Regions from separate parts of the Mus musculus genome. Here region 1 is linked to region 2. Evidence: chromatin loops called from intact Hi-C (ENCODE). Cell type or tissue: heart. All regions are shown on one strand. Each heading gives the region's core, and the rest is flanking DNA. Links, peaks and the distances in the headings are about the cores only.

The links. Peaks named below come from ENCODE experiments on the same cell type or tissue, not always from the same donor. Only the 100,000 strongest peaks of a DNase experiment are listed, where the experiment ranks them.
Region 1: it touches region 2 in a loop (2.6-fold over the local background); 3 of 42 quality-filtered maps call a loop at or near these places.

What each region holds. Positions count from the first base shown.
Region 1 is chr17:45,947,842-45,957,817 of GRCm38, forward strand. It overlaps Gm36122 (a long non-coding RNA gene), which reads right to left and starts at 991. Exons shown (of 4, transcript XR_876841.1): 1 at 938-991. In heart, for the core only: no CTCF peak of the experiment used is centred there; no DNase peak of the experiment used is centred there; H3K27ac peaks cover 374 bases.
Region 2 is chr17:45,844,347-45,854,322 of GRCm38, forward strand. No RefSeq gene overlaps it. Among named protein-coding and RNA genes, the nearest start is that of Gm35692, 20 kb to the left of the region's middle. In heart, for the core only: CTCF peaks have their summits at 1,657 (motif pointing right), 4,443 (motif pointing right) and 6,111 (motif pointing right); DNase peaks (open chromatin) are centred at 3,435, 3,735, 4,435 and 6,015; H3K27ac peaks cover 1,920 bases; H3K27me3 peaks cover 2,366 bases.

The sequences.
Region 1 (9,976 bases), core at 965-8,964, 100 kb after region 2:
TACGTTCATGCACATGTACATTCACACACACTCACATACTCACGCATGCACATATACATACACTTGCACACCATGCACAACCTCTCTAACTTGCACACAATACACCCTTTTGCACATGTGTATGCACTTGCACACCATGTACACTCATGAGCATACACACTTTTGCACATATGTTTGCATGCATACACACATGAACACACACATACTCACACAGGTGCACACACATGCATGCACACGTGCATGCACAGTGGTCAGCAGCCCCAGGAGTCAGTCCTTTCTGCATCTGTCTGGTGATTCCTAGTTTCCCCTGTGTCACACTCTGCACATGCACAGAAACAAATGTGCTCTTGAAGGAGTTCTATACTCAATCTTCATGGCCTTTCTTGGGCTTAAAGATCTCAGTTTCTTCATCTGGGAAGTAGAAACCATGGCGCGTCTTTTTTTTCTCTGCACACGATACCCTGTGAGAAGGCTTTCCAATTCCTTTACCATAGAGACTCCAGGTTTGAGCCTTGGGTCACCACGAACTTGCCACTTACACCAGGAACTCAACAGGGGCCTTTGGCCTAGCCTCCCCTTTGGGGTGAGGCCCAGAGGAGGCCACACAGCTTTCCATTGGCTCTTGGGTGTAACCCATTAGTGCTGACAGCAATGGTGCCTGCTGCTGACATCAGCGCCCATCTGTTTGTGGTGGGGAGAGGCCTCCCAGGAGAACACAGCCAGCAAAGACCTCCCAGCTGGGCAGTAGAGGCAGGCTTGCTGAAAGCCCTCATCATGCAGGCACCTTTGGAGGCAGGGCTGAGAGATCAGAAAGAAAGCCTCCTGACAGGCAGCCCCTATCCCTCCCAGCCCTGTCACAAAGTGCAATCACACTCTAGCCCAGCTTTGAACCTCCTAGCCCCACCCGCTTCCCCACCCCCACTCCCGAACTACTGACCCCATCAGCATTGTCACAGTCTGCTGTCTCCAGGTCACCAAAGTCCTATCGCATCTATCTGCCAGGTGGGGTGGTGCACACCAGCACTTGGGATGTATGTGCAGAAGGATCAGGAAACCTAAGGTTACCTAAGGTTATCCTCAGCTACCTAGTAAGTTAAAGGCCAGCCTGGGCTTTGGGAGACCCTGTCTAAAATATAGAAGCAAACAACATCACCCTTGCCTTCCTCCTCCTCGTCATCCACTCGCACCTCTACCACCCACAGCCCTCACCCCTGCAAACCTAAAAGGTTACTGTCTAATCAATGATCTATCTCACTCCTTGCCTAAATTCTTTACCAAGCAATGAACTTTGGCTGGAACTCAACAACAGCCTCAGGAGGGGACAGAGCTGTGTCTCTCTTAATGGCTTCCCTTCCAATGTGGCTGCTCACATCACCATCTGCAATGGCTTGAGAGAGGTGGATATTTCCTTCCTTAAAACCCATCGGTCCTCTAATCTCTCTGAGTAAGCTCGCTCGGGAACATACGTGGCCTGTTTGAACACACACTTCAGGTGCTGAAGGAGACTTAAAAACAGTCATGGAAAATTAGCCTGCGAGATCACCTTTACTTGACTTAACACTCAGAGAAGTCTGAAGAGGACTGTTTCCAAATTGGTCATTTCTGACAGGAGATACTCAAACTTCCCCTTGTAAAGCAATCTAAGACATTGGTTCTCAACCTGTGGGTCTCGACCCTTTTGGAAAGATCAAATGACTCTTTCACAGGGGTCGATTAAGACCATCATAAAACATATTTACATTACAATTCATAACAGGAGCAAAATTCAAGATTGTAGTTTGAAGCAACAAAATAATTTTAGGGAACTGTACTAAAGGGTCTCTGTATTAGGGAGGCGGAGAACCATTGAGCTAGGGTGTATGAGGTTCTTGACCCAGGCAAGAAGTAGCTATAGCTTCCATCTAGCCTGGCAGGTCTGTGACTGAGCTAAGCATCGGGCTGTGGGAGGGGGAAGGGAAGAAGAAGGGAGGGGGCTAAAGAAGGAGGGAGGAAGGAAGGGCCTGCCTCACACTTGGTCCAAAGTCTGACCTGAAGCCGAGACTTGTTTTGGGGGCTGGGGTGGTGGCTCAGCGGTTAACAGCACCCAGTCCTTTTGGGAGGACCTAGGTTTAGTTCCAGCACCCACAGCTAACAACTCTCTGTGACTCCAGTTCCCGGGGTTCTGACAGTCTCTTCTGGCCTCAATGAACACCTGCACACACGCATACATGTAGACAAAGCATCCATACACATAAACAGTTTGAAGACTAATATTGGAACAATGGGATCAATCATTTCTATGCTGTGCCTCAGTTTCCTCCCCTGTGAAACAGAAGAAAGAACCTGCCTCCTAGGGCTGACTTGACAGTCTAGCCTAGCAAAAGTACCTAAGGCCCTTAGCTGGGCCTGACTTGACTGCAAGGCTGAGAGAATTTGAACATTCTGGAACATATAGAAAAAAAAAACCACACTGACTGTGTCATCTGACCTATGTCATTTTCAAAGGTTCTTTTTCTTCCTTTCTTTCTTTCTTTCTTTCTTTCTTTCTTTCTTTCTTTCTTTCTTTCTTTCTTTCTTTCTTTCTGTCTGTCTTTCTTTCTTCCTCTCTCTCTCTCTCTCTCTCTCTCTCTCTTTCTTTCTTTCTTTCTTTCTTTCTTTCTTTCTTTCTTTCTTTCTTTGTATTTGTCACTCCCAAACCCAGAATTAGGTTAATCACTGATACTGCCCTTCAGAGTTCTGGTGACTTCTCCCATGGGTCCACTTCCTCCTTCCCTTGTTGGAATCTGAGCTGAGGCGCCCTCCCCAGCTTTCATCCTTTGATCTTTGTGATAAGCTGGAGACTGGACATTGTATCTGCTCGCCTCTGGGTGAGTTTTCTCCTGCCCTTTGGCCCAGGGCCACGGGAGTAAGAGCTTCCTGCTGTCACCATCGAGGCCACTCTGATTTGTCCCTTTCTGGGAGCTTGTGCAGAGAGTCGAATCCTAACAGGACAGAGAGCAAAGCTGTGGAGTGCCAGTACTCCGAGAGTGATCTTCAGACCAGAGGCCTGAGTGTCATCATCTGGGGACATTGTTAGACATGCAAATTCTCAGGCCTCACCCCATACCTGCAGACTCTGGAACTTGGATTCCACACTTGGCCAGCATCATATGACTGTGAGGGCACTGCCTTGGAAAGCAGAAACCCTCAGCCCTAATCTGTATGATGAGGAGACAATGAGGCGCGTCCAGGTCTATGGAAGCCATGCTGGTATGTCCTTAGCACAGTCTATACACAAGCTCCGTCTATGCATGCACTTATACACACAGAGAATTCCTGGAATCCTGTGGGAACCAGGCATGGCTTTAGAGGTACAGAAGGTCTTGGGAACTGTGGGGCTGCAGGAAGTGGAGAAGGGACAATGCTCTTGGCTCTTGCTTAGGCTTCCTCACCATAGGATTCCACGGCTGCATTGCCCCTGCTGAGATGAGCCCGCAGTTCCCCAGGCTCTGGATGAACTTATCAGTCATCTTGGCATTCCCAGATGTGGGTTGGCATGGAAGTCCAGCAATCCCCACCCCAACCCTGACCTGGCCCAGGGTTATTTCCCAGGCAGAGACCTAATCAAAGAAACTGAGTTTGGGGTACCTGTGTGCTCTCAATCTCTCTGTGCCTAATGCTCTAACAAGACTAGGGACATTCCTCTAGGGAGATGGCTCAGTAGGTAAAGACATTTGCCACCAAGGCTGGCAACCCTAATTTGATCTCTGGGACCCACATGGTAAAAGAGGAGAAGAGACTCTCAAAAGTTATTCCTCTAAACTACTACTACTACTACACATATAGACACTAAATAAATGCATACTGTAATGATTTTTTTAAAGACTTAAGCAATGGAAGGACACAAAAGTTTTTATCTCTACCACTAGACCAGAGGGTACAGCAAAATGTCGTAGCAGTGGGTGCTGGAGGCAACTGTCTCCCCTGCACTAAGCCATCAAGGCAAGCTCTTTGCGAACATTGTAGGAACTAACAAGATGGTGACCATGAACCAGGCACTAACCAGAGCAGTGAGCACAAGAGGAAGCTGATTGGCCAGGGTGTGCACAGGTTAAGGAGGGGGGTGGCCGAGAACAGCATCGTCTACAAGTTTCTCAGAGGCCCAGCATTGCCTGACACACTGGACTCTCTGCCTCTCATGCTCATGTTTCCGGCCTCCTTCTGTCTCTATCTCCCTGCCTCTCACTCTTTCTGTCTTCTTCCCATGCCATGGGCCACTCCATAAGGGAGCAATCTCTCTTTAAAATAGACTATGACCTTGTGATTAAAACCCAAGCAGGCTATAAGAGAGATAGGTCCGTGGGTAACAGGCTGTTCAGCAGGCACAAGGGCCTGAGTTTGGATCCTCCACACTCGTGGAAAAGAAAAACACAGCCAAATGCATCTATAACCAGTGCTGGGGGCAAGAGCAGAGACAGGCAGATCCCTGAGGGCAATCTAGCAGAAACAGCAAACTCCAAGTTCACTGAGGGACCCGGTCTCAAAAGGTCAGTAAGGCCAGCAAGGTGGCTAAGTGGGTAAAGGCATTTGAAACCAGCCTGATGACATGAATTTAATCCCTAAGCCAGACATGGTAGAAGGAGATAACTGAGTCCCATACGCTGTCCTCTGACTTGCATGAACCGACCCCCCACTCCCCAAATAGATAAATAAAATGTTTCTAAGATGGGAAGAGCAATAGGAAGACATCTGATAGGGTGCAAGAGTGCACACGCAGGCACAAGCACACACACACACACACACACACACAAACACACACACACACACACACACACACACACACATACAGACATCAATCACCAAAAGTGTGGACTAGCACATTGCTATATGCCCACACATCCAAATACTAGTCTTGGATCCCAAATGACACCTGCTACTACATATTAGAACACAGAGGACTTTCAAACCAGAGTACTAAATGAAAGCCACCAGCCACACCAGACTACACCTCGTATGAGACTGCTAATACGAAACTTCTGGAAATGGTCAAACACAGAGAAGACGCAGGTCCATCGGTGGTCGGTTGCTCGAGGCTGGGGCTGGAGTGGAGATCAACCACAAATGGCTCCAAGGAAACTGTGGGTAGCGGAAGTTTCTTGGACTGTATGGCACTGACTGTTGCATGTGATATACATCATCTACTTAACCATTCCATGTATGCAAGTGATTTTACCATCTGCATAAGCCGAGTGACTTGAGCTCCCCAGAACTCATGGCGGAAGGAGAGAACCAGCTTCCTAAAGTTATCCTTTGACCTCCACACAGCCCCTCCACAGACACGGACACGGACACAGACACAGACAGGCACAGGTACACAGACATAGGCACAGGCACAGACACAGACACACATAATAAAATTTTCTTTAGAAAATCAGAAGTAGAAGGCAGAGAGATGGCTAAGAAGGTTGAGTACCAAGGATCAAGGTTCAGTTCCTAGCACCCAGGAGGCAGTCACTGCCCAGAGTCACCCACCTAGCAGTCAGGAGGCTCATAACTGCCTGTAACTCCAGTTCCGGGAAATCCAACACACCTTTTGGTCTCCACAGGCATCTTAACACACATGATGCACATACACATACTCAGACACACATACATACACACTGAAGAAGTCATAAAAATCTAGGTGTAGTGGCCCAAGCCTTTAATCCCAGCACCTCAAGGGAAGGCAGAAGCAAAAGGGTATCTGTGAGTTCAAGGCTAGCCTGGTCTCCATGGGAAGACTCTCAATCAATCAATCAATCAATCAATGTACGTTTTTAGAAAGCCGGCATCAGAGGTGTGATCGAAGGCCTGGTGGTTTACAAAGGGCATTTGAACCACCAAAAAAAACGAAGTGAAACTCCCAATATTGGTCACAGTGAGGATGTGGGGAACTGAGAAATCATTTGTCTACAGTCTTGGGCCGTGGCTACACCACTTCTCCTCAGAAACCCTGGAAGTATCTGCCCTATGACTCGGTGACTCCATTCTTAAGTTTATAATGCAAACGTGTTCATTTGAATGTCATACAACACCACAGAAAGTACAACGTATCCACTGTTGCCTGGAGCTGGCACCAACCCAGCAGTTACCAGGAGGATACATACAAATCGTGTTCTTGGGTTCCGGGAGATGGCTTGGTCAGTAGAGTACTTGCTTCACAGCATGAGTTCAAATCCCCAGAACCCACGTGTAAGCTGAGCGTGGTGGCCAGTCTTTATCTGTATCTCAGGGCTGAAGGAGAGCGGAGACGGGAGCTTGCTGGCCAATCAAACAGAATCAGCAAGCTCCAGGTTCAGTGAGATCCTGCCCGCAGAGAATAGTGTGGAGGGCTGGAATGACTTGCTCGGCGATTGGGGCACTTGCTGCTCTTGCAGAGGACCCAGGCTTGGTTCTCAGCACCCGCACATCAGGTGACTCACAAATGCTAAGTCTAGTTTCAGAGGATCCGACGCCCTCTGGCCCTCAATGTACCTGGGCACATAATCTCATGCAGGCACATACATACACATATATATTTTTAAAGTTTTTAAAAAAATATTTCCTTTGCTTTTCTTTCATGTTTGTGGTTGTTTTGCCTGCATGTGTATGTATGTATGCAGTACATAAATGCGAGTGGTCCTGAAGGGAGTTGCTACTGAGGTGGTGCCAGGAACCAAACCTGGGTCCTCTAGAGGAGCATTCAACTCTCTTAACTGCTGAGCCACCTCACCATCCCCTTAAAAAGTTTTATTTAAAAAGAGAAGAGGGAAAAAAGATATACTGGGGCTGGAGCTCTTGCTGAGGTCCCTGAATTCAGCTCTTAGCACCCACATGGTGGCTCACAAGCACCTGTAATTTCAGCTTCAGAGAATCAGATGTCCTTTTCTGGCCTCTGCAGGCACCGGGCATGTGTACGGTGTACATCCATACATGCAGGCAAAACACTTAAATGCGTAAAAATAATAAATAAATGAAAAAAATAATCACGTGAAGAAGTACTGAGAAAGACACTGATATCAACCTCTGGTCTCCCTATACATATATTCATATGCTCCACCCCCACACATGTAAACACACATGAACACATATGCACGTTTATACCACACACACACACACAATATAAAAGTAACTACACATTCCCACAGTGGAAGGTTATGAGCGATGAGAATGCATGAACTGAGCGTGTCACGAATGGATTTCAATGTTCATCAGGGCTGCTGAGATGACTCAGCGGCTCAGAGAGCTTGCCGAGCAGATCCAATGACCTGAGTTCGATCCTCAGAACCCAGAGTGGAAGGAGAGAATAAACCTGCAAAATCTGTCCTCTGACCTCCACATAAATATCATGGTATACATGCACCATCACACACACACACACACACACACACACACACACACACACACACACACACACAGGGGAGGGGGGAATGAGAAATAATTTTAAATATTCAGGAAAAACAAAAGTTTTTTTTTTTAAGATCGATAAAATCAAGTGGCATGCCTGTGATTCTGTTTATATTGCATCCTGGGGTCAAGTGACACTAATCTCTAACCTCCAGAACTGGAAGGCAAAAGAGTCTCTGCCTTTGTGACATCAGGGAAAGGTTGCTGGACTCCCTCAAAGTTCTCCTTCTTGATGCCAAAGCATTTGGTAAAATCCCTGCTGAATCACCGAGGTGCTTACGCCTTGTGAACACTTTCGTGCGGATCTTTTAATTAGAGAGGAAACCGTGTTTACTAAACAGCCAGAGAAGGTAAAAAGAAACCTCTTTGGCCCTCACCTTAAACCTGACCTCCTGGGGGCTTTTGGTGGTGGGGTGAGTCTGCCTCCACCAGTCGGAGAGGCTGGATCATCTCCAGACCAGATCTCACGTAGACAAAGTCCTTGGCATTTATCAGATATGCAAGGGCAGCGGCAGAGGAGGAGATGCAGAAGGCTTTGATGCCAGGCTAACCAAGGGAGCCCACAAAAGTCCTAAAAAGCCTGGCGTGACACCCTCGAGCAGAGTGAGGCACACAGGAGACATCTAGCCTGGACCTGTGGGGAAACAGTGTGAGCAAGCCTGTGGGGTGGGGGTGGGGAGGGTGCAGAGAATAGGAAGCAGAATTAGTGAGAGACATAGCAAGCTCTCTCTCTCCCCCCTGCTCGAATGCCTCTATCCGGCTGGTTATACTGAAGGAACTTGAAGGGAAGTGGACTAAAATTATCTCAGTAGGAATGACTTTTGTAAAAGGCATTGTCTTTCTTCTGAAACACCTTGGACAAGGCATTCTCTCTCTCTCTCTCTCTCTCTCAGTCATCAACCGATTGTCCACAAAGGAAAACAGAGAGGTTGTTTGACAGGTTACCATAGCAGGAAGCCTGCCTGCTTCCAGGTAGGACAGTCTGGCTTGGCATAATCCAAGCTAATAGAGTCCTACCTGGCATTGTCTGAGGTTTTTTGTTTTTTTTTTCCTAAGTGAGTTAAAATGTTAAAAATGTGAATAGGAATTGCAAGCCCCTGCTCAGGAATGAGAGGGTGACAGCAAGCATAATCTGAAGTATTATCAGACTTAGCCAACAATTTTGATGTGCTAACAGGCCCTGACAAAGGCAACCTCAAATAGTCTGAAAGCCTGTTCTGAGCCCTGGAATGCTGACTATCCATTTGAAGAATGGATGGACGAATGGATGGACGAATGAATGAATGAATGAATGAATGAATGAGAGACGTTGGCAGGGCCAACTCTTGGAAGATTTTGGCTAGCTGTAGAGCACTCCAGTCCTCACAGCTGGTTAGCTCCTCCCAGGGTGGGAATACATACGGGAGTCAGGAGGTGTAGGGGGAGGGACCGAGTGATTTCTCCCAAGAACCCAGTGATAGGCTTGTGTGCCCAGAGAAATGTAAGAAAGTCAGTGTTCAGATGGAGCAGGCCCACACGTGGCTGTCGACTGTGTGGCAAGGACCACCCATATGTGGGGCAGCTCACAGTTGCCTTCAAAATTCAGAATGAGCTTGGCCTTTGTAGCTTTTCCTGCAGCTACGTTCCCACGAGGACCAGATGGCATGTGGATTGGGGACGCTTGTTTACCACACTGTTTATAATAATAAGAGCCTGCGAACAGGCCGGTCTTCTCAGAAGGGGTCTGGCAAAATAATCTCGGAGCAGTAACTCCGAGTTTATTGAGTGCCTGCTACTCATGCTGCTGCCTGGTGAGAGCATCCTTCAGGACCAGTTATCTAACGGGATCCTCACAAAACACTTTGGGGTCAATGTTTGCTTTCCCGTCAGGCCCATAAAGGAGGAAACTGAGTCACCGAGACATTAAGCAACAGGTTGAATGTCAACCAGCTGGCTCATACCAGAGTGGGGATCTAAACTATAGAAGCCCCCCTCCTCCAAAGTCTGTGCTCTGCCCGAGACATCCCCTCCAAGAGTGAATGCTCAGCTCTCTGTTAGAGGGAATGCACCGGAGTGGAGAAACAGAACGAGGCGATTCTGAGCCTCTGGGTTAAGCAGGAGAAAAATGACACAGAGCCTCGTGGAGACTCGGCTGTCTGTGTGGGAGAAAAGTTTGTAAATATATATATATTAGGCTATCTTTGGAAGAATATACAGGAAATCAGTAACTGGGACCTCCAAAGGGAACCTGAGTTATGGATGGATGAGAGGGTAGAGAGACTAACATTTCTGTTCAGATTTATTTCCAGCTTTTGGCTGTGCCTTGAGGTCATTTCACACTTACAGAAAGGCTATAAAAATAAGACCTGGGGAGTGGGATGGGAAAGGGAGGGTTAGGGCTCTTGCTACCCAGAAGATGGGAAGGAGTGGAGGATGCTGGTAGTCAGGAGACTACCCTGTCCTCTCCTCTTCCCCATGTGTTGGACTTGGGACCCCAGGTGGGCACAGAGCCTTTGTCCTGGGAACAATCCAGACACAGGGCGGGAAGACCAGTTCCCTGCCATCCCTTGGATGTCATCCTATGGCACTTTCCCCTACAGACCTCAGTTATTGT
Region 2 (9,976 bases), core at 1,155-9,154:
TCTTGGTCATTTTGAGAGGTGGCTCTTTTCTGTCCATTAGTTCCCAGTACTTTGATATTCACCCCATGACTTTTTTTTTCCTGACCCATGAGTTATTCAGAAGTGAGTTATTCAAATATTTATGGGTTTCCTGGACTTTTTTTTTGTCTATTTCTAATTTAATTTCATTGAAGACCATAACTGGTATGATTTTTTAATCTTTTCAATTTATTGGCACTTGTTTTGTGACCACGTCCTTCTGGTCTCCACTGTGTCTCATGAGATGTCAGCTGTTGGCTCCTCCACACAACCTCAATATGTGCCCAGTCCCTGGACCTGGAACCTAAACCCTTTCACATGGGGTCTACCATGTAGGCTTGTAAGAGTTTTTATTTTGAGATAGCCTCTACTAAGAAGCTTCAATGCCCTTCACCCCTGCAGCCCAGACAGGTCTTGGACCTTGTGCTTTGCTGGCCTAGGTCTCCCGGTAGCTGTGTTTGTAGGCCTGCAACCCAGACCTGGCAGGCTTCCCTGCCTACGCCTCCCTGACTATGCCTCCCTTGTTGGGACGTGCTGTTTCTCTTTTGCAGCTTTCAAGGTTTCGTCTGTGCTGCGTTCTAACAGTTTTACTCTGCTGTCTACCTGGACATCATTTGGATGGATAACTGCCCATCAGATTTGGGACTATTTTGATGATTATTTCTTGAAACATTTCCCTCCCTATCCCTTTCTCTCTTTCTTCTTCTTCTGGAAACTTCTATTAAGTTAGTTCTATTACATGTTAGTTCTATGACAAGTTATTACACGTTAGGAGGCTGGCTAGTTTGATGTCACATGGACAAACTAGAGTCATCCAAAAGGAGGGAACCTCCATTGAGAAAAATGCCTCCATGAGATCAGGCTATAGACAAGCCTGTAGGGCATATTCTTAGTTAGTGACTGACTGGGGAGGACACAGCCCATTGTGGGTGGTGCCGTCTCTGGGCTGGTGGTTCTGAGTTCTATCAGAAAGCAGGCTGAGAGAGCCATGAGGAGCAAGCCAGTAAGCAGCGTCCCTCTATGGCCTCTGCATCAGCTCCTGCCTACAGGTTCCTGCCCTGCTTGAGTTTCTGCTCTCATTGCTTTGGATGATGAACGTTATAGAGAACCGTGAGTGAAATCAACCCGTTCCTTCCCCACTTGCTTTTGTTTCTCTAGTGTTATTCTTTATGCTGTAAGCATTTGGTCTTTAATTCTTTTTTTTTTCTCTTGGTGTTTTCAAGACAGGGTTTCTCTGTGTAGCCCTGGCTGTCCTGGAACTCACTCTGTAGACCAGGATGGCCTCGAACTCAGAAATCCACCTGCCTCTGCCTCCCAAGTGCTGGGATTAAAGGCGTGCGCCACAACTGCCTGGATGGGTCTTTAATTCTTTTCTTTAAAAAGTATTTTAGGGACTGGAGAGATGGCTCAATAATTAATCTTCCGAAGGACTTGGGTGCAAATCCCAGCACCCACATGGCAGCTCACAACCATCTGCTACTCCAGTTCCAGGAGACCAGCCACCCTCACACAGACATACATGTAGGCAAAACACCAATGCACATGAAATAAAAGTAAATTTTAAAAAAATATTTTTAGTTTATGTGTATGAGTGTTTTACCTGCATGTCTAAGTGTACCATGTGTCTGCAGTGTTCATAGAGGCCAGCAGAGGGCACCAGATCCCCGCACTTGCATGGCTGTTAGTTGTGTGGGTGCTGAGAACTAAGCTCTCTCTTCTTCTGAGTCATCTCCGGACCCTCTGTAATCCTTTATGCATGGCTTCCCATACTTTTTCTCATGACATTTATAAGTGGACAAGATGGCACACGACTGTGTAACTAGCCTTGGGAAGCTAAGGCGGGAGGATTGTTAAGTCCGAAGCTAGCCTGGCTACATAGGTAGTTCTAAGCTAGCCTAGACTTCTGTAGAAAGACCCTGTCACAAAACAAGACAAGGCAAGGCAAGACAAGACAAGACAAGACAAGGCAAGGCAAGACAAGACAAGACAAGACAAGACAAGACAAGACAAGACAAAAAGCAAAAGAGAAGCCATTTGTAACAGTGGCTTTCCCGACATCATCAATTCATGGGCACCTCAGATGTGGCTTCTGTTGATAGTTCTGAGTGGATCTCATTTCCCCTTCTGGTTTGCATTTCTTGGAAGATTTTGTTGAAAACTGGGTAACATGTAGGCAACTCGCAGCAACTCTGCATTCTGACTTATCACTGTGGACCACAGTTTTCCAGGACTGTCTTCACCGAGTGTTTGGGTGTCGGTGGCCCAGCCAGCTGCCTGGTGGCTTGCCGGGCTTATTCAGTAGACGGTTTTCCCTGCAGGGACAAGCTGCCAGTGGCTCTGCTCAGCATCTTTGCTTTAATGTTAAAAAAATAATCGACTAAGTAATGGATTAATCTGTGTATGTATGTGGAGGTCAGAGGAAGACAACTTGTAAGAGTCCTACCATGTGGGTCCCAGGGACTGAACCCAGGTCATCAGGGTTCACCGGCTGCAAGCACCTTTACCTGTTGAACCATCTCATATGTCCTGTTCTGAATTATTGTATGTATGTATGTATGTATGTATGTATTTTAGCTTGGCTTCCCAGGAATCTCTTCTGAGTCTTCCAAGCTAGCCCATCAGCCAACAACTGATTGGATATAGTGCTTAAGTCCCTCCATCCCAGAAGGCCTATGCTCTCTTCCTGGTGATCTGTGAGAGGGTTGGGAGTATGTTCAGACTCCCAGTGGATTACGATACATCCTGGCCTGTATCGCCTGTGTGCTCAGTGGGTATGAGTGTCTAGCAGAGCCTCTTTCTGGTTTCCCCAGGAATGCACACTGTGCCCCCCGGGATGTGTGGGAGCTTACCAGGGCTCACTATGTCTTCCTTATTCCTGGATAGCTCTCTTAAGTGCCCTGCTGTTTTGACTGCTTTAATTTTTCCCTAACTAGTGACAGACCTCCAGTTAGTGGTGGTTTTGGTTACCATGTGCATCATTTGAACGACATGAGTATACCCACAGAGGCCCAGGTTGCATCGTGTTGAGTGATATGAGTGTGTATACACTAGCAAGGGTTCATGATTAGTCAATGACAGGTTAAGATCATGTTCAAATACAAGATCTAGGTACTGGCTTCCCGCGTCCTCCCTGGGCCGAAAGCTAAGCATAGTTACTAAGCTTGACTTTTTGTGCCCCTCTGATGGGGCTCCGGAGGGACCACAAGAAAGAGCTCTAGCAGCTATGGGGGCTGAGAAGGCACTTTTGAAGCATGAGATGGTTATCCACAGTCGTTGAACTTGCTTCCTTGGGTCATCCAGCCTTGCCTGTCCTAGCTGTCCCTCGGGGATCTAGGCCTGCAAGCTCAGTCAGCAGCCCTGGGGTGGGGTGCCAGGTGCCCTCTACACTGGCCTCCAATCACCAGGAGCTTGCCAGGAACTCAGGAGAAAGGTCTAATAGAGCCAAGGGAGCGATCGGTCCCCTCGGGGCAGGACTGCCAGCAGCAGAGTCACCCAGCACACGGCTAGCTCCTGATCCAGGAGCCCAGGCAAGACAGGGCTTGAGGCTAGGGGGTTCCTTGGACCCCAAAGTCTTCATTTAGAGGATGGGGAGTCAAAGAGTGGGCCCCACCCTGGGGACAAGCCTGTCCTTGAAGGGTACATGCAGATAGCACTCTGGGCTTGCCTCTGAAGGTCAGTGTACTCCACAGGCACACTGCGGTGGCGGCGGGGGTGGTGGCAGATAGAACTGGGCTGACAGTCACGTACGCTGATGTCACCGGGCACTCCACCTCCCTGAGGTATCACTTTCCCTATGATCAAGCCTGCAGCCCAAGTTCAGGGGCGCAGTCACGTCCCATCCTGGGCCCGCTCCTTCAGGTCCTTTCCACTGTATCACCTCAGGGGCGACCAAGGTCAGGGTGGGACACACCCCTGCTTCCCAGTGCCTTGGGGGTGTCAAGTGACAGTGACAGGTGTGTGAGAGCCAGGAGGCCAAGGCCAAGGCTGTCCCAGAGGTTATGTGGGATTGCCAGCCTAGGGGCTCAGTTGCTGGTCTATGGAGCTGAGCGGGACTACAGCTCAGGGGCTCCTGGCCTGAAGAAGGAATCACTTAAACTTAGACACAGGGAGTTTCCAGTCTGATGGGGAGCCAGCCTGGCTTGCACTCATCTGCAGACATAACTGTTGCCTCTGGAGTGGGTAGAGGGGCACCAGCATTCAAAGCCCCTCTGTACTCAACCTCTCTAGGAGGGGCTCAGATCACCCCAAATCCATCCTCCGTGTAGATCTCCTCAACAGATAACCTGAAGACCCGACAGGTGCCCGGCATGTGACTCCCTCACTCCCATAGTGGAAGGAGAGTCAGCCTCCAAGTGCAGACAGACAGACAGCAGCGGCGGCGTCCCAGTGTCTGAGCTCCTCCTCAGGGCTGGGTCCAGCAGAGGGAGCTGCCAGCCAGCGGGAGCTGAGGAGAGCTGTCCCTGACCCCTAAGAAGGCCTTGAGGATGCCATGCCCAATGGGTGTGGGATTTACCCCGGGGCTGGAGCTGCACAGGATCCAAGCTGCCCCACAACATCCTGATACTCAGCACTATCCCCTCAGAGACCCCTTTGAAGAACACCAGCTCTATGGCTCACTAGCTAGGCATAGCTGGTCTTTCAGTCACCTCTAGAGGAGGTAGAAATTCAAGGCGGCAGAGACCTAGGTGTAAATTCTTCCACTTTGCTTTCTATGTCTATAGCAGGAAAACTGGAGAGCCAGCTCAAACCTCAGTTTGACCGTCTGTGAAATGTACTGCCCTGACCTGAGACTCAATTTCCATCATCTGTAAAATGGGCGGTGATGAAGAGCCAGCACGTGGAATCTGTCTGGCACATAGCATGTGCCTGTGTGGGGTACAGTCCCTTCTCTACATTGTGTCCCTTCCGTGTTGGTCAGGGCTTCTCCTAAGCCAAAGTTGAGAAGCTCGGGTAGGGAGGCTCAAGCCGCATTGCTCAGATGAGTAGACTTCCCGGGTCTCTTCATTCTCCTCTGTCTCTCTGTCTCTCTGTCTCTCTGTCTCTCTGTCTCTCTGTCTCTCTGTCTCTCTGTCTCTCTGTCTCTCTGTCTCTGTCTCTCTCTGTCTCTCTCTGTCTCTCTGTCTCTGTCTCTCTCTCTCTCTCTCTCTCTTACACACACACACACACACACACACACACACACACACACACACACACACACACCCCTACAGCCAGAATGGAATGGGACAGATCTGAACCAGGGGCCACAACCCCACTGACCCCTCGCCCATCCCTAACCACCATTACTTGTAATCACACATTCCGGCTGTGGGTCAGCTCCTGCTAAGACGTGCTGGCCCCTGGCCGTCCTCCTCAGTGTCGGTGCTGATGTTAGTGGGTTCTAAATGCTCATTCCCCTTCCTAGTCAACGTGTTCACTGAGGATTGGCAAAAGTCTGTGATCTCACAGAACTGACATGCCAAGAGTGGAGGGGGACATATATCAAATGAAACAAGCACAATATATGGGATATGTGGGCAGGCTTACTACACAGTCCACACGGTCACCACAGTGCAGTGGAACGTCTGCTTAGCATATGGGAAGAGATGTGCAAATGTCCTGGGCTCCACTCACAGCTCTGAAAAGAAGAAAAAAAAAGTTGCAGGGAAACAAAATTTAGAGAACAGGGGACAGGCAGGAAGGGGACAGGGAATGATGTAGTTTTAAATAGGGAGGTTGGGGATGCCTCGATGAGAGGGGACAGTTTGAGTATGGACATCAAAGGGTGAGACCCTTGCACGCGGAAGTGAACACGCAGAGTGGCGAGGATGTCGTGTACAAAGGCCCTGCGCTGACTGTACTGTCCGATGGTTTGAGGGACAGCCAGGACAGCAGTAGGGGGTAAGGAATGACGTAGTGGCAGATAAGGTCCCAGGGAAGGACACCGAGCCCTTTGTCCCCAGGCCAAACACAGACAGAGGGAAAGAGCAGAAAACCTCCCTGATGGGCAGTAAGCAAAGAGCTGAGCCCAGAGCTCCCAGGACTGGAGATGGAGACACCTAGACCCACCCTGGCTTGGCCCTGAGACTCTGCCCAGTGGAGACTATTGCCAGCTGAGGGCACTGCCTATCTTCTAGAGCTCTTGGGTAGGTGTAGGGCTGCTCCCCACCTAAGCCAGGGTGAGCTGTAGAATCTGTGTAGTGAATGTTTTGACAGTCAGTCAATGAGGGAGTGGTCAGGACAAAGAGGAGGAAGGGCGGGACCAAGGAAGGAAGAAAGGAAGGAAGAAGGGAAGGACTGACGGACAAAATGAATGAGTATTGCTCACAGATCCAGGTCCTCAATGCCCTTAGCATAGAAACCAGGCTAGAGAGTTTGGAAAGCCACCCACAGAAAATCCAGGGAGGGCAGCAGGACCCTGAGGTCTCACCTTCTCTGCCAGTTCCTGGGTGACCATTGTCCCTAGCAATGCACTCCTCAGTGCATGCTCTGATACTGCAAGTGCATGCTCCAGGTAATGGGGGGATGTGGTCTTGGAGTGTAGTCACTGCCGCTGGTGGCATGTCACCATTATCAACCACAGACTGCAAGTCAGGTTCCATCCCAACTATGCCACTGGCAGATTCGAAGTAGCTTCCCTGAGCCAGACGAGGGGACAAGGGTTCTCCTCCCTGGGTGGGGAGCCCCCTCTTACCGTTGCTCAGCACCCTCTGAGCTCATCCACCCAGTACTCTTATTTCCTGGGAGACCAGCCCAGTGTCCAACTGCAGTCCTGATTCATACAGCCCAGTTATATGCTGGGTTAAAGAAAACAAACAGCGACTCATGGACCAGCAAGATTGTCTGCCAGACCCAGCGGCCTTCCATGTGGGGATGCTGCGCTGGCTGTCTGTCCAGGCCACAGGGGGAGAGGTATGGGAAGCAAGAATATGTGAGACAGTCCAGTCAAGCTAGGAACCTGTCACTTCCTTCCAGAAAACAGATCTAGGAAAACCATGTGCGTAGAGGAATAACTCTGAGTCTCTCCTAGCCTAGGCCATGCAAGCAGCCAGCCTGGCTCACTGCCTCAACTCTTCTCTCTGGCCTCATGTAGCTCTCCTACCTGGAGAGTGGCTGGGAGAAAGTGGGCCGTTCCACCCACCCCTGCAGTCTCCTCTCCCCTCTCCTCTGCATGTGCTCTGTACACTCTGTGCGATCGGTCATACTGTGGTTGGAGGGTGCCCACTTTCCTCTGTCCAAAGACCCGGCTTTCTAGCCCATCCTGTACCCTTCTGATTCCCCAGGAAAAAGCACACTGAAGAGCGTCTCCTGACCAGGTAGGTATAGCTCTTCCTACTATCAGTTCCGTCTAGAAGCTGATCAGGCAGGACGGCAAGGGAGTGGAGGTCACTGTGTAGAGGGGTGGCCTGTGGGACTGTAGAGAGGACCTAGGCAGGTGGTCAGAGATCTGGGCCCCTCCTAGCTCTCTCAAGGGTTCCCATTCCTATTTTTTTTTTTACACACTTAAGAAGAAAAGCAATACCCCAGCTGTGACCACAACATGGGATTAGTAGTTAAGATAAAAAGCTGACTGGGGTCCTTGCCTGTGCAGCAGCAGTTGGGGTGACATCGGTCTTAGGAGCAATGTGCTGAGGGATGTGAGCCCCAGCAGTTGCCATCCGGGCCTCCAGGGAGGCAGTTATACAGGGAAGGGGAGGGGGCGTAGTTTTGAGCTTTCAAAGTTAAGAAAAACCAAGAGGGTCAGGACACCGGGCAATGGGGGAATGAATGGCTTGTCATGGCCAGCCAAGTGGGTGGCACAGGAGAGCTCATTCAGGTCCCACACTGAAAGTGATCGTGGAAAATCTGGCAAAGTCTTTGCCAAATGCTGGTGCATGGCTGGTCCAGCCCACAGTGTGGCTGATGCAACAGAGATTGGGATTTCAAGGATAAAGAACGGAATGACGTTCTTGCCTTAGTCGTCTCAGATGGAGGAGAAAGCAAGGTGGGGGAGGGAGGGGGGAGAGAAGGGGAGGGAGGGAGGGAGAGAGAGAGAGAGAGAGAGAGAGAGAGAGAGAGAGAGAGAGTCCGATCCAAGGTCAGTTTTAGAAAAAATGAACTGGATCCTCTCTGAGGCATCATTTCTGGTGCACACAGGAAATCTCTGCCCTGGAGGTGATTTGCCTTGGAGCAGCAACTAGCCATGGGCAGCTGAATCCAGCTTTGCTGTCCATGAGGCTAGGGCTTTCCTCTTCAGACCTTCTAGATGACGCCACTAATATCAAATAGTGAGTCAGCAGCAGACCGTGTTCCTCCTTCTCCTCCATGCTGCAAGTTGCGGTTTGGACTCAGCAGAGTCAAGGATAATGTAGTGGGACTGGCTCCTGCATCAGCCCCCTGGTGACAGGTAATGATGGAGAGCTGGAATTCTCTAGGGCTGGCCCCCCTGGGGACCTGTCATTAGTCCCTATATCGCCTGAGATTTTTATCAATGATTTGAATGGAGAGGCAGGGGCTTCCTCCCTGTTTGCTGGTGACCCACCCCTGACAGGAACAGGAGCACAATGGTCTCCAGGCAAGGCCAGTGTGCCCGAAATAATGAACAAAAGCAACAGGAGGCAGTAACCGTGGCATGTATGAGAAACCTAGCTCCTGGGTGACAAGAGATCAACAGACTCTGAGTCCTGGGACTTAGGACGTTCCTGGCTTATGGGAAAAAGAAATCTGACTGTTCACTGGGAATAGGGAGCAGGTTAAACACTTAGGAAATCTCCACAGTAGGAAGATATGGGATTCCTATAAGGAACAAGGCTGTGAGGACATTCTCCCTCACATTTCCTTAAGCAACAAAGTAGGATGTGTGGCCCCGTATCTGACAGCACAGATCAGCTTCTATGAAATACTAGCAGGTTTATGTCCCTATCCAGACAATGGGAGACCAAGGTACTGCTCATGTCTTTGATCCGTCTTTTGAGTCATATACATATGCCCCCACCCCACCCCGTATAGCTAGAGCATCCTGCACCGTAGTCCTACTTAAAAAATAAAAATCAAATAGATTAGGAAATGTAGCTGATCACTCAGATTTGAAAGTAACAAACTCTGCCCTGTAAGGTTTTACTGACAGAAGCCTGAGCCTCTGGCTGGGGGAGGCACGCGTCTAGTCTTATGCTAACTGGCTAGGCTATGCCCAGATAGGGGTAGCCATGTTTGGAGAGAACCCTGGTAGTTGGATTCAAACTTGGGGGACAGTTTGGCTCTACTAGGGACGGTGTGGGAGAGGGAACTAGGCAAGCCTGGCAGTCTGGGGGTACAGAGAGTCACTGGGTGCTGTGTGAATTGGAGAGCCTGGGGGGGGGGGCTGGCAAGGGCAAGCAGCAGCGGTCCACGTGTTTGTGTGGTGAGAACTTCACACACTGAGCCATCTCCCCAGCCCCATCTCTCCTCCCCACTTTTATAGTTCCTTCCCCTCCTAAAACCAGACCTAGACTCCCTTCTATATGTTTGAAGTGTCTCTTAAAACACATATCTCCTCTGAATATGAGGGTTCATGTTAACTATCTGTTTTAGAATTTATACGTTGATACAAGTTCTAACTGTGGCTCTCTTGTTGTCTATTGTCTTCATTCAACATTGCTGGTTAGGATCTGTTTTGTGGTGGCTCACTCCTACAGGATCAGCACTCTGAGAGTCAGAGGCAGGGGGATTGGTGCAAGTCTGAGGCCAAGAGAAGTTTGCATAGTCAATTCCAGGGAAGCTCAGGTGACAAAATAAGACCCTGTGTACGCTCTCCTCCGACATGCTGCAGACTTCCTCTTTTGTAAAAATCTCTATTCATATCTGTGTCCCCACCCCCATCGTATGAATTAATAAGAGTATCTCATATAGCAGCCATCTACCCCCTGCCCGAGGGTCTTTCATCCTAGCAGTGCCTGGGGAACGGGCAGGCATGGGTGGCCAAGGAAGATGCCTGAAGCCTGAGATCCCTTTGAATTCTCCC